Regions from separate parts of the Homo sapiens genome. Here all the other regions are linked to region 3. The links are chromatin contacts, found by Hi-C or POLR2A ChIA-PET in ENCODE. All regions are on one chromosome and are shown on one strand. The core of a region is the stretch at or near the end of the contact, and the rest is flanking DNA. Distances in the headings are between cores, read along the strand shown. Region 1 holds the start of ACTMAP (actin maturation protease). Region 2 holds the start of LIN37 (lin-37 DREAM MuvB core complex component). Region 3 holds the start of PSMD8 (proteasome 26S subunit, non-ATPase 8).

Region 1 (2,500 bases), core at 1-2,500, 2.4 Mb after region 3:
GTGATCCACCCGCCTCGGCCTCCCAAAGTGCTGGGATTACATGCATGAGCCAAAGCACCCGGACTGGACTGGGCACTTGTGAGGACAGCTTTCTTCATTGCTGGAGGCACACCACCATGGAAGAGATCTAGGTGGGGGACCTAAGTAGTCAGCCTGTTTGATCTTGAGGACACGGGAACCCCCCCCCCACCCCAAGAGATCTGTGAAGTGTCTAGGGCAGAGCCTGGGTGGTGGGTGGGGCATGGAGACCCTACCGGTCCTTGTGTAGTTTCAGAAGCCTCTTCACATCTTCTCTGCCCTTGGGGACCGGGCCGGCCTTATCAAAGGCCTCCTTCAGGAGCTGGCTCTTCTCCAGGCCGAAGACATGACGGGGAGCAGGCCCTGTGGCAGCGGGTGGAGGAGGCAGTGGGAGCGGTGGGGGAACAGGGGTCTGCTGACTCCAGGGAGGGGATGGTAAAGCTGAAAAGTCCAGGGGACTTGGGGGTAGAGGAGGAGATGGAATGCTGCTGGCTTGGGGTACAGGGGTTTTTGGAGGAGAAATTGGTGGTTTTAGGGGAGGAGAGCATGGAGAAGTCATTTTGGGGTCTACAGGAGGTGTTGAGAGGTTCAGAAAGCGGGGAGGGAAGGATCCTCCAACGGAGAACGGTCTCAGGGATGGAGATTTTAAAGGTTTAAGAGCTGAGTTCCAGAATCTGGGGACTGAGCAGTGGGTGTGAAAGGACCAGGGCTAATATTTGAAACCACGGGAGCAGGAATTGCGAGGCTGACTCAAGTCATAAGGCACCTGACGGTTAACAGGGTGGGGTCCTTAAATCCGGAACCGGATCTGTGGTACCGGTTGGGTTACCTCGGGAGTCTTAGGTGGAGAGTTAGTAGGAGTTAACTCATTCTTTGGGGCTGGATGTGGAAACTCATGAGTGAGTTTGGGATATGAAGGCTCAGATCTAGAGTGAGGTGCCTTAAGGATGCGACTTAGGGACCCAGGGCTAAAGATTCGGAGAACTTAGGTTCAGTACCCCCTCACATCCCAGGCCCGAGTTCGGAACCTTTGAGCTGACCTTTGAGTCAGAGGTCAAGAGGTCAAAAAGGACACCTGGCAGGGAAAATGGCCTAGTTGTGGAGAAGGTCCTGGAACCAGAGCAACAAAAAACGTCTGTGGGTTGGAGAAGACTCAGAGATCAGAGGCCGGTGGGCGCCGCGATAACCACTGGAAAAAGGAAAGGAGTCAGGAAGTAAAGTGCACCTCCCACTCCCGGAAAATGGCGGCCCCCGCACACTGCCTTTCCCATATCACGTGGTATTACACGCAACAGTTCCCGCCCATTTTGCGATCACGTGACAGAAAACGCAGCTCTGGCGGGGGTAAGAGGCGGGACTCCAAAAAGGATTGCCTCCGGAAGACACCGCAGCGCGAGACGCGTACAGACTCGTGACCTTCACTGATTGGTCCGTAGACCCGGGCGCCACGGAAGGAGGTGGGCTTTCAGGGAGTGGGGCGGGGTTTTTCTACCTAGGCGGGAACCCAAATATCGTTTTGATTGGCAACAGCTGAGCCCAGAAACGAGACTTGCTCTGATTGGTCAAGCTACTGCGTTTCCGCGCGGCGATTGGCTGGCAGAAAGGCAGAGGCGGGGCCAGGAGAGAAAGCTTTGTGGTTTGGTCTCAGGGAAGTAGCAGGCGCCGGTTGAGAGAACTACGGCCCTGTCGGAAGGTAACCTCCGGTGCAAACGACCATCGGCGGCAGGCGAGCGGTACGCTTGGCGTCCGGGCCTTCCTGGGCCCGTCTGAGGAAACTTGCTGCTCGAGGCCAGGCTGCCTAGGACCTGTCCCTTTTTTCTATACTGGCTCCCACATCCGGGTTTTTTCTCCGGGACGGCCCTTCGGATGCTTGGGCCAATGGGAATCGCCATTTAGGGTGCTCCGCCCACCGGGTCGCGTAGAGCATCCTGGAAGTCGTAGTAAATCTCTCGAGAGTTCTCTCCGCACGCGGGCTGGAGAAGCGGGTCCTACGCACGCTTTGTTGTCGCGCTTTGCCTCCGTCCTTGCCCCTACTCCCGCCTTACCTGACTTCCTTTTCGGAGGAAGATCCTTGAGCAGCCGACGTTGGGACAAAGGATTTGGAGAAACCCAGGGCTAAAGTCACGTTTTTCCTCCTTTAAGACTTACCTCAACACTTCACTCCATGGCAGTTCCCGAGACCCGCCCTAACCACACTATTTATATCAACAACCTCAATGAGAAGATCAAGAAGGATGGTGAGTTCTCGGGATAGTCCGGAGTCCAGACTGTCCCGCACGGGCTGGCCCCTCTTCCGTCCCCTGCACCCGCCTCTCTTTCTAAGTGTTTGTCCAGCCAAACTTCGAGTTAACTCCTTGGCCTTTACACAAACTACTTCCTGTCTTCAACACTCCATTAGTTCATCTTACACTCTGCCCTTTAACGTGGTCACTGCTGCTCATCTTACAAGGTTTGAGGTCACAGGACCCTTCCTCCAGGAAGC
Region 2 (5,099 bases), core at 280-2,779, 2.6 Mb before region 3:
TTATTAATATTTAAAAACATCTGTTGAGAGCTTTGTACGAGGCTTAGTATTTAGACATGATGTACATTTTTTACAGTGCATACTACTCATAATCTTCTGAACTAGGAACTTTCCTGCTCAGGAAACTATTAGATGAGAAACTAAGAAAGGAATAGTGCTTCCATTTCTTTTTCTTTTTTCTTTTTTTTTTTTTTTTTTGAGACAGAGTCTTGCTCTGTCAGCCAGGCTGGAGTGCAGTGGTAGGATCGGCCTAGTGCTTCCATTTCTAGGGGCTGTTATCCTGTACTGGTAGTCGTGAATTCAAAAATATAACTTTCCTACTGTGGGCTGCAGTATTCTCATCAGAAGTGTAGATCACGATGCTACTTCCTGGGATTTATCTGGACCAAGACGTGTGACAAATGGAAGTTTCCCGTTTTCTGAAGGAAGTGTTGTCTGCAAAAATAAAAATAGTCAAGAGCTTTCTCAGAGAATCCTTCCTTGACCATCCATCTTATTTAAAATTCAATCACCACCTTGATATTCCTATGTCCCTTTCAGGCTACACTTTTTTTGTGGGTTTTTTTTTTGGGGGGGGAGAGGGGTTTGTTGTTGTTGTCTGTTTGTTTTTCTAGATGGAGTCTTGCTCTGTCACCCAGGCTGGAGTGCAGAGGTCCGATCTCGGCTCACTGCAACCTCCGCCTCCCGGGTTCAAGCGATTCTCCTGCCTCAAACTCTCGAATAGCTGGGATTACAGGCGCATGCCACCATGCCCGGCTAATTTTTGTATTTTTAGTAAAGACTGGGTTTCACCATGTTGGCCAGGCTGGTCTCGAACTCCTGGTCACAGGTGATCTGCCTGCCTAGGCCTCCCAAAGAGCTGGGATTTACAGGCGTGAGCCACCATGCCCCGCCCAGATCATATTCTTTCTCCTATTACATTTCACTTAAAATTTACTTGTTTACTGTTTATCTTCCCTCCTTTAAAAGATAAGCTCCATTAGCGCAGGGATTTTTGTCTATTCTGTTCCTCAAGGTGTCTCCAATGCCTAGAAGAGTGCCCGACACACTAATAAATATTTGCAAAATGAATGAAGTTGTACCTGCAAAGAGATTAACAGATACCTGGCACCTAGCGAGTGCTCAGTGAGAGGGAACCCAACGTTATTTTACATTAGTCTTCCTCTTAGGGATGAAGGGACCCCAACGGTTGGTTAAATCCGGTAAAGAGCTAACTTGGTGTTGCTCAACCCTTCTCACACTACAAGTCCCGGGAAGCCTCGCGATGCCCTAATCCTTTGTTTCCCACCGTGCCCCGCGCGGCGCAGGCGCTGTTACTCAGGGTGAGTCTGGGAAGCTGGAACTACACCTCCCAGGAAGCTAGGGGGTAGATGGTTTGTTTCCGGAAGCAAAGCCCCAGGTGGGTGGGACCTAAAGCTGGGAGACTACGGAGGCAGCTCTCAATTGGTCAGGATGCGAGATTGACGGCTGCAATAACTAATAGGAACAAGCTACTGCCGAAGGGGCCCGCCCACAGAAGGGTGGTGGCCACGGTCCAGGCTGGACACAACCAAAGGCGGAGGACCCGTGGCCCACGAAGCTCATCTTTGAACTGTCCCCGCCTTCTCCCGCCTTGACTTGTGACCCTAGGCCCTTTGGGGCGCCTCTGACCCAGCTAGCCAGATCCCGGACCCAAACCATGTTCCCTGTGAAGGTGAAAGTGGAGAAATCAGGTGAGGACCCTGACGTCGGGGGCCTGTCGGGACCATCGGGTTGACAGGGTGTGGAGTCCCGGTGGAAGGGAGTATCGCGGAAAGGGGACTGCACGACTTTTCCCTGAAGCCCACCTGACAATCGCTGTATCAGGCAGCGAGCGTTGCCTGCCACCTTCACACCCTCCCGGTGTGCGCTTGAAGTCGCTTTGAGATTGAATGGGGTGGCTCGGGCAATGACGTGCGTGGTAGGACATGGGGAATCCTGAGCCGGTAACTCTGAGAAGGGCCCTTTTCTTTCCTCTTTTTTTTAATTTAAATTTTTAAAATATTTAAATAGAGACGGAGTATCGCTATATTGCCCAGGCTGGTCTCGAACTCCTGGTCTCAAGCGATCCTCCCGCCTTAGCCTCCCAAAGTGCTGAGATTACAGGCGTGAGTCCCCGCGCCCAGCCGAGAAGTTCTCTTTTCTTGGCTTCCCCTCAGTTTCCCCATTTCCAGCAGTGATCAGAGTCACACATCTTGCTGTGAGCCTGAAGTACAGGCACTCTTAATCCTCACAGTCACTATATTCCAGTAATCCTAGAAAATAGGAACTGTGGTCAATGGGTGAAGCTTAGAAAGAGGAGAGAATTTTGGGTTGGGGCGGAGCTGACCGGATCCCAGGCCTGGCATGGTAAGGGCAGTGGGAGGGGTGCAGAATTTAGACAGAAAGATAATAGTAAAATGATGTAGGATGTCCCATGGCAAAAGTGTTATTAAAACAAAGTGGGAGGCTGGGTGCGGTGGCTCACACCTGTAATCCCAACACTTTGGGAGGCCGAGGCTGGCAGATCACTTGAGGTCAGGAGTTTGAGACCAGCCTGGGCAACATAGCGAAACGCTGTCTCTATAAAAAATACAAAAAAAAAAAAAAAATTAGCCAGGTGTGGTGGCACAAGCCTGTAGTCCCAGCTACTCAGGAGGCTGAGGCAGGAGGATCGCTGGAGCCGGGGAGGCGGAGGTTGCAGTGAGCTGAGATCACACCACTGCACTCCAGCCTGGGTGATAGATTGAGACCCTGTCTCAAAAAAAAAAAAAAAGAAAGGAAAAGAAAAGAAAGAAAGAAAAGAGAAGTGGGTGTGACCACAAATGATGGTGAGGGAAGGTGTACACCTGTGAGTGCCAGGCTGAGGAGTGCAGACTCCACCCCTGGGTGCTGTGGAGTCATGGAAGTTTCCAAGCAAGGGAAGATCAGGGTCAGGTTTGTTATTTTTCAGGAAGATTCCCCTGGCTGCCTTGTGGAGGGTGTATCAGAAGGGGGACACTGAGGCAGGGAGCCAAGGGGGAGCAAAGGACAGGACCAGGATGGGTAGAGTAGGGAGGAGGTGGGTGGGAGAGACACTCGGGAGGCCTAGTGGACAGGCCATGGGGTTGGTGGGCTGGGTAGGGGAGGGAGAGGGGTATCCATGGTGAGGTACAGGGAGGGACTTGGGGACAGTGAGGCGACCCTTGAGAGGGAGGCTTCAGGCCCAAGTCGGGGGTTCAGGAGAGAGGCTGGGCCTGAGGAGAGTTGTGGACGTGATCCGTACCCTCTGCATCTGCCCAAGGCTTTGCTGCAATCTCAGCTACTCCCTTCCCCACCCTCACTCTGTCTCTCCTCTGAGCTATGTTTGAATCCCTGTGTCTCCTGGGCTTCTCAGGAAGTCCCTGGACTGGTCAGGCAAGTTCCCAGGTGTCCCCTCCAGGCTCTGAGCACTAGAGCCAGAGCTCCCACCAGTCAGAAAGGCAGAGCAAACACCTCTCAAAGGTAGGAGGACAGCGTAACATCATCACTTCCTCAAGTTCTGTGATGACGGGAGGCAGCCACAGGCTAACTGGGCAGGAAGGTGGGCCTAGATCTCATTTCCCGAGGGGGAAAAAAAAGCCCAAACAGGATGTTTTAGGTGAAATCTCCCAATTTTGGCTGGGTGCGGTGGCTTCTGCCTGTAATCCAGCACTTTGGGAGGCTGAGGCAGGTGGATCATGAGGTCAGGAGTTTGAGATCAGCCTGGTCAATATGGTGAAACCCTGTCTGTACTAAAAATAGAAAAAATTAGTTGACCATGGTGGCACGCGCCTGTAGTCCCAGTTCTTTGGGAGGCTGAGGCAGGAGAATCACTTGTACTCAGGAGGCAGAGGTTGCAGTGAGCCGAGATCACGCCACTGCACTCCAGCCTGGGAGACAGAGCAAGACTCCGTCTCAAAAAAAAGAAAAGAAAGAAATCTCCCAATTTTTAAATGTCAGCTCATTCAGATTGAATTCAGATTTAAAATTATACCACTGTTGGCCGGGCATGGTGGCTCACGCCTGTAAGCACTTTGGGAGCCTGAGGCCAGCAGATCACTGAGGTCAGGAGTTTGAGACCAGCCTGGTCAACGTGGTAAGACCCCATCTCTACTAAAAATACAAAAATTAGCCAGGCGTGGTGGCGGGCGCCTGTAATCCCAGCTATTTGGGAGGCTGAGGCAGGAGAATCACTTGAACCTGGGAGGTGGAGGTTGCAGTGAGCCAAGATTATGCCACTGCATTCCAGCCTGGGTGACAGAGCAAGACTCCGTCTCACAAAACAGAAATACATTAATTAATTAAAATAAAATTATACCACTGCCTCAACCAGATTCTGCACTCAGGTTGAGCCTCTGTCTCATAACTTCAGCTTTGGAACCAGACAGCCTGGGTTCAAATCATCAGCTCTGCAATTTCTTTGCTGTGTGCCTTTGAGCACGTGGCCTAACATCTCTGTGCCTCAGTTTCATCATCTTTAAAATAGGAATAAAAATCATATCTATCTGAGCTGGGCTCTATGGCATGTGCCTATAGCCCCAGCTACTTGGGAGGCTGAGACAGCAGGACCGCTTGAGCCCAGGAGTTCAAAACCGGACAACATCGTGATATCCTTTTTCAAGAAAAAAAAAAATCACATCTACCTCTAAGGGTTATTGTGATAATTCAGTGGGTTATTATTTGTAATATATAGCATATTTAAACCTTGCCACTGGGACAGGCACAGTGGCTCACACCTGTAATCCCAGCACTTTGGGAAGCCGAGATGGCTCACCTGAATCTAGGAGTTCAAGACCAGCTTGGTCAATATCATTAAGACTCCATCTCTATACAATTTTTTTGTAATAAATTTATATTATATTAAAACACATTTTTTTAAAACCCAAAAGGCTCATAAGGTAAGGTGATTGGCCTTACCTCCTGTCACAGAGCAATCACGTGGGACAGCTCTGGAACTCAGAGCTCTGGGCATCACTCCAGCCATCTCTGCCTGTTGCACCCTTTCAGGCTGCCTGGGCCTGGCTCTGAGATTGGCCAGGGCAGAGGACACGCACGCCCTTCCCTGGCCCAGTCAGCTGCCCACCTAGCTGGGGCCTGGGAGC
Region 3 (5,008 bases), core at 205-2,704:
TGTGCACCACCACGCCCGGCAAATTTTTGGTATTTTTACATTTATTTATTTATTTTCTCTGAGACAGAGTCTCACTCTGTCACCCAGGCTGGAGTGCAGCGGCACAATCTCAGCTCACTACAAGCTGACCTCCTGGGTTTAAGCGATTCTCCTGCCTCGGGCTCCTGAGTATCTGGGATTACAGGTGTGTGCCACCACGCACAGCTGGTTTTTTTGTTTTTTTTTTTTGGTATTTGCAGTACAGATGGGGTTTCGCCATGTTGGCCAGGTTGGTCTCGAACTCCTGACCTCAAGTGATCTATCTGCCTCGGCTTCCCAAAGTGCTGGGATTACAGGCATGAGCCACCATGCCTGGCCAACAAATATTTATTGACTGTCTACTAATATTTGCCAAGCACTGAGATACTGGGAATTCAGTAGTGAAGGAAATCGTCCTGCCTTCATGGAGATGACATTCTAAATGGTGGAGACGGAGAGTGAAAGTCGGGTTTGAGAAAAACGTGCTGCCCAGGCGCAGTGGCTCACACCTCTAATCCCAACACTTTGCGAGGTCAAGGCAGGAATATCGCTTGAGCTCAGGAGTTCGAGACCAGCCTGGGCAGTATAATGAGACTCTGTCTCTATAAAAAATTTAATTTTTTTTAAAAAGAGAGAAAAAGCGATGTTGAATGTGCAGATGTAATATCAATCAGTGGAGGAAGAAGTTGGTATAAGAAGTTGTGAATACTGGCCAGGCAAGGTGGCTCATGCCTGTAATCCCAGCATTTCGGGAGGCCAGGGCCCAGGGAATCGCCTGAGTTCAGGAGTTGGAGACCAGCCTGACCAACATCTACTAAAAATACTAAAATTACGTCTCTACTAAAAATACGAAAATTAGCCAGGCGTGGTGGCACATGCTTGTAATCCCAGCTACTTGGGAAGCTGGGGCAGAAGAATCACTTGTACCCAGGAGGCGGAGGATGCAGTGAGCCAAGATTGCTCCATTGCACTCCAGCCTGGACAACAAGAGCTAAACTCCGTCTCAAAAAAAAAAAATTGTGAATCCTCCACTTACACATGACATTGAAAGCCATAGAGCTGGATGAGTTTTGTAACTAGTTAGTTCATATAAGCTTGGGAAAAAAATGTGGAAGGATGCATTGAAAAAGACTGGAGAGGGAGCCCCAGGTACACATCCTAGCTGTTAGTCCTTTGGAAGGTTACCCAGCCTCTCAGTCTGTCTATAAAATGAGAATAACACAGCTCTCCAAATGGCACGACACCCGCTACCTTTTGGCTTGGAGACGCTGCCCCGAAGGCGGAACCTCCAGGACAGCTACGTAGCGTCCCGAGCACTCAGACTGAAGCCAGGGCAGCCATGTTCATTATTGGAACCGTGAGGTGGGTAGGGGGGGTGGTGTTGAGACAGCTGTCATTTTCAGTTAGGGCAAAAGCCAACTTCCGGTCACCATCTTGAGTGACGACAGAGGCGGAGCTCCAACTGACATGTTCATTAAGGGCAGGGCTCCGAGGGCGCCACCTCGAGAGCGACGGCGGGCTACCCGGGGCGGGCTGAGGCAGGTTGTAGCCCCGCCCCGGGCCTTGGGCTCCACCTCTCGGCCCCACTTCCGCCGGGCAAGCGTTTGTAGGCGGCGCTGCCGTAAATCAGGCGGTCTGCTTGCCGCATCACGCAAGATGGCGGCCGCGGCGGTGAACGGGGCGGCAGGCTTCTCGAGCTCCGGGCCCGCGGCAACCTCGGGCGCTGTTCTGCAGGCCGCGACCGGCATGTACGAGCAACTCAAGGGCGAGTGGAACCGTAAAAGCCCCAATCTTAGCAAGTGCGGGGAAGAGCTGGGTCGACTCAAGGTAAAGTCGGCAGGCCCAGGAAACCGAGTGTTGCGGGCGTGGGAGGCGCTACGAGGTGTCTGGACCCAACCAAGTCCCGGGCCGCGGAAGCCACCTCGGTGCCAGCGAGACTGAGGCGGGCTGGGGGATCCGATGGGGTGAAAGATTTGGAACAGCCAAAGTGGGGGCTCGGAGGGCGTCAAGAAGCGAGAGAGGGACAGGGAGCGTTGATGGTCACGCCTGTAATCGCAGCGCTTTGGGAGGCCGAGGCGGGGGAGCGTCGCTTGAGCCCAGGAGTTCAAGATCAGCCTGAGCAACATAGCGAGACTCTGTCTCTACATTTTTTTTTTAAGTGAGAGATGACTGGAATGGACCCACGCGGGGGTGGTGGGGGAATGATTGGAAGACTTATGGCAGAACTGAGTGAGGGGTTAGATTTTTGGTGCGTGGAGGCTTAACTGGTCGGAGTGGCAGGATTGGGATTCGGGCTTTTCCTGATGGTGGATTCCAGGCAAGACCAAGTGGGAAGTGAGGACTGCCCGGAGTGATAAAAGAATGAGGCTGAAAAGGTGGGCTGTGTAGAGGGTGTGTGGTTAAGACCAGGCTGGGTTAGGATCTGAGAGATCTGGGGCTTAGGCTCGCATCTGTTGGGAGAGGGGGCAGCCTAGTTGTGAAGGCAGGACTGAACCTAGAAGAAATATTCTTACAAGTAGAGAACAAGAATACGGGGCCCAGAGTGCTTCAGACCAAACATCTGTTGGGAGGGAGTGTAAATCCAGTGGCTTGGAACAAGCTGCTGAGCCTGCTAAGGAAAGATGTATGGGCTGAACTGTGGGGGGAGATTTGGACCTCCCCCTCCCAGATATAGATTTTGGGGATAGCCCAGCTACCCCTTCCCCAATAGATTGTGGGGAAGATGGGCCAAGAATGGAATGTACTCCTGTCCCCACCGCCGCGTGATTCCACTGGGTCAGGCACTGAGTGTCCCTCCTTGTTTCCCCAGTGGGGCTATTAATAATTGTAATGTGATGTAATCTTAAATGGGCATGTGTTGCGTGCTCAGGCCCTGTTCTGAGTGCTTTATGAGAAAGCATTCCTCATGAGTCTGGATGATGGTTAGCTCCATTTTCCAAGTGGGAAGACCAGAGCGTAGAGCAGGTAAGTCATCTGTATTTGAATTCCCTTCTTTTCTTTCTTCCCTCCCTCCCCTCCCCATCAGCTAGTTCTTCTGGAGCTCAACTTCTTGCCAACCACAGGGACCAAGCTGACCAAACAGCAGCTAATTCTGGCCCGTGAGTGTCACTGGGGTTGGTTGGGGGTGATAATCTGGGGGTCATGGCAGGAATGGTAGCACTGGTGGTTGGGGAAGAGACCTCAGTCACCTCCTGAGAGCTCACTCTGTCACCCACAGGTGACATACTGGAGATCGGGGCCCAATGGAGCATCCTACGCAAGGACATCCCCTCCTTCGAGCGCTACATGGCCCAGCTCAAATGCTACTACTTTGATTACAAGTGAGAATGGGCCCTGCCCCCAACTGGGGGGGTGGTTGCATGGAAGCTCCTTTATTTCTGGAGCTCTGGCTGCTTGGGTCCTCTTCCTTCATCTGGGAACTCCTCCTGGCTTAGTTCTCTCCTCAGTGGTGCAGGGTCAGGGCTTGGCTTGGAGGTCCTGAGACTTGGCTTGACTAGTCAGTCTCCCCCTACCCATTCCCACATTGCACCCCCTCTGCCCAGTGGGGCTGCCATCACCTTTCACGTGTCCTGGCCCCAGCCTTGCCCCTCTGACTCAAACCCCTGTGGCAGCCAGTAGGATCATGTGACACTAAAATTTGACACTGTCCATACCCCGCTCAGAACCTGCCGTGGCTCTTCATGGTCCTCAGGCACAAGACCAAGTTCTTTCCTGTGGCTTCCAATGCAGTTCCAGCTCACACCCCTCTGCCTGTGCCTGCTCATCCCAGCCCTTTCTCTCACTGGACTGTGAGCTTTCTAAAGGCAGAGCTTGGAACTGTCTCAGTTACTGCTATGTCCCTAGCACTGCCTACCACAGGGCCAGGCCCAGAACAGGGACTCACTGGATATGTGTTGAATATAAAACTGAATGATACCTGCACAGATTAATGATTGGGAATTTGACATCAGACAAATCTGGCTTTGAAACATCCAGCCGCTTCCTGATTATGAGGTCTTGGGCAAATGACTTTACCTCTCTCAGTTTCCCTGTTAAAGTAGGGAGTGGTGATTCTTTTATTTATTTATTTTTGGAGACAGGGTCTTGCTGTGTTGCCCAGGCTGGAGTGCAGTGGTGCAGTCATGGCTCACCACAGCCTTGACCTCCTGGGCTCAAGCGGTACTCCTACCTTAGCCTCTCAAGTAGCTAGGGCTACAGGTGCACACCACCACTCCTGGCTCTTTTATTTTAATTTTTTGTAGAGATGGGGGTCTCGCTTTGTTGCCCAGGCTGGTCTCGAACTCCTGGCCACAAGTGATCCTCCTGCCTTGGGCTCCCAGAGTGTTGGGATTACAGGTGTTGAGTCATTGCATCTGACTCCAATAACTTTTTTTTTTTTTGAGACGGAGTTTCACTCTTGTTGCCCAGGCTGGAGTGCAATGGTGCAATCTCGGCTCACCACAACCTCTGCCTCCCGGGTTCAAGCTATTCTCCTGCCTCAGTCTCCCAAGTAGCTGGGATTACAGGCATGCGCCACCACGCCCTGCTAGAGTCCACCCAGGCTAGAGTGCAACGGCTGGATCTCGGTGCACTGCAACCTCCGCCTCCCAGGTTCAAGTGATTCTCCTGCCTCAGCCTCCCTCAGCCTCCTGAGTAGCTGGTATTACAGGTGCCCACGACCACGCCCAGCTAATTTTTGTATTTTTAGTAGAGATGGGGTTTTGCCAGGTTGGCCAGGCTGGTCTTGAACTCCTGACCTCAGGTGATCCACCCGCCTCGGCCTCCCAAAGTGCTTGGATTATAGGCGTGAGCCACCGCGCCCGGCCAGTAACTCTTAATATAGTTATAGCTAACACTTTGTGTTTATTTGGGCCAGGTATTGTTCTAATCACCTTACCTGGGTTGAATCATTTAATTCACTTAACCCTTGTTCATTCAACCCATCTCTACGAAATGGATACTGTGAGGCCGGGCATGATGGCACATGCCTGAAATCCCAGCACTTTGGGAG

Evidence for each region. Hi-C counts contacts between places; a loop is a spot of excess contacts on that map. ChIA-PET counts read pairs that join two places held with the same protein, here RNA polymerase II (POLR2A). Pooled maps may share reads with other maps.
Region 1: a loop to region 3 is called in a pooled map, with 13 times the contacts of the local background. The contact joins the promoter of ACTMAP here to the promoter of PSMD8 in region 3. A Hi-C loop is called at or near these places in 2 of 50 pooled maps. POLR2A ChIA-PET finds 5 or more read pairs at or near these places in 2 of 52 experiments (A549 and WTC11).
Region 2: a map with no recorded cell type shows a loop between it and region 3 (15-fold over the local background). The contact joins the promoter of LIN37 here to the promoter of PSMD8 in region 3. A Hi-C loop is called at or near these places in 1 of 168 maps with a recorded cell type or tissue (endothelial cell of umbilical vein), 1 of 37 single-sample maps with no recorded cell type and 5 of 50 pooled maps. POLR2A ChIA-PET finds 5 or more read pairs at or near these places in 2 of 52 experiments (activated T-cell and endothelial cell of umbilical vein).

The regions. Positions count from the first base shown.
Region 1 is chr19:40,749,227-40,751,726 of GRCh38, forward strand. It overlaps ACTMAP (actin maturation protease), which reads right to left and starts at 1,251. Exons shown (of 6, transcript NM_198476.5): 1 at 255-1,251. The coding sequence starts at 577. SNRPA (small nuclear ribonucleoprotein polypeptide A) reads left to right here and starts at 1,977. Exons shown (of 6, transcript NM_004596.5): 1 at 1,977-2,255. The coding sequence starts at 2,183. RefSeq lists enhancers at 702-1,327, 1,019-1,258, 1,799-1,868, 1,956-2,500 and silencers at 1,459-1,598, 1,863-2,045.
Region 2 is chr19:35,747,047-35,752,145 of GRCh38, forward strand. LIN37 (lin-37 DREAM MuvB core complex component) reads left to right here and starts at 1,530. Exons shown (of 9, transcript NM_019104.3): 1 at 1,530-1,712. The coding sequence starts at 1,679. PSENEN (presenilin enhancer, gamma-secretase subunit) reads left to right here. Exons shown (of 4, transcript NM_172341.4): 4 at 1-473. RefSeq lists enhancers at 784-1,298, 1,200-1,259, 1,299-1,813, 1,660-1,779.
Region 3 is chr19:38,373,117-38,378,124 of GRCh38, forward strand. PSMD8 (proteasome 26S subunit, non-ATPase 8) reads left to right here and starts at 1,455. Exons shown (of 7, transcript NM_002812.5): 1 at 1,455-1,845; 2 at 3,044-3,116; 3 at 3,236-3,338. The coding sequence starts at 1,486. RefSeq lists enhancers at 1,364-1,994, 1,625-1,764.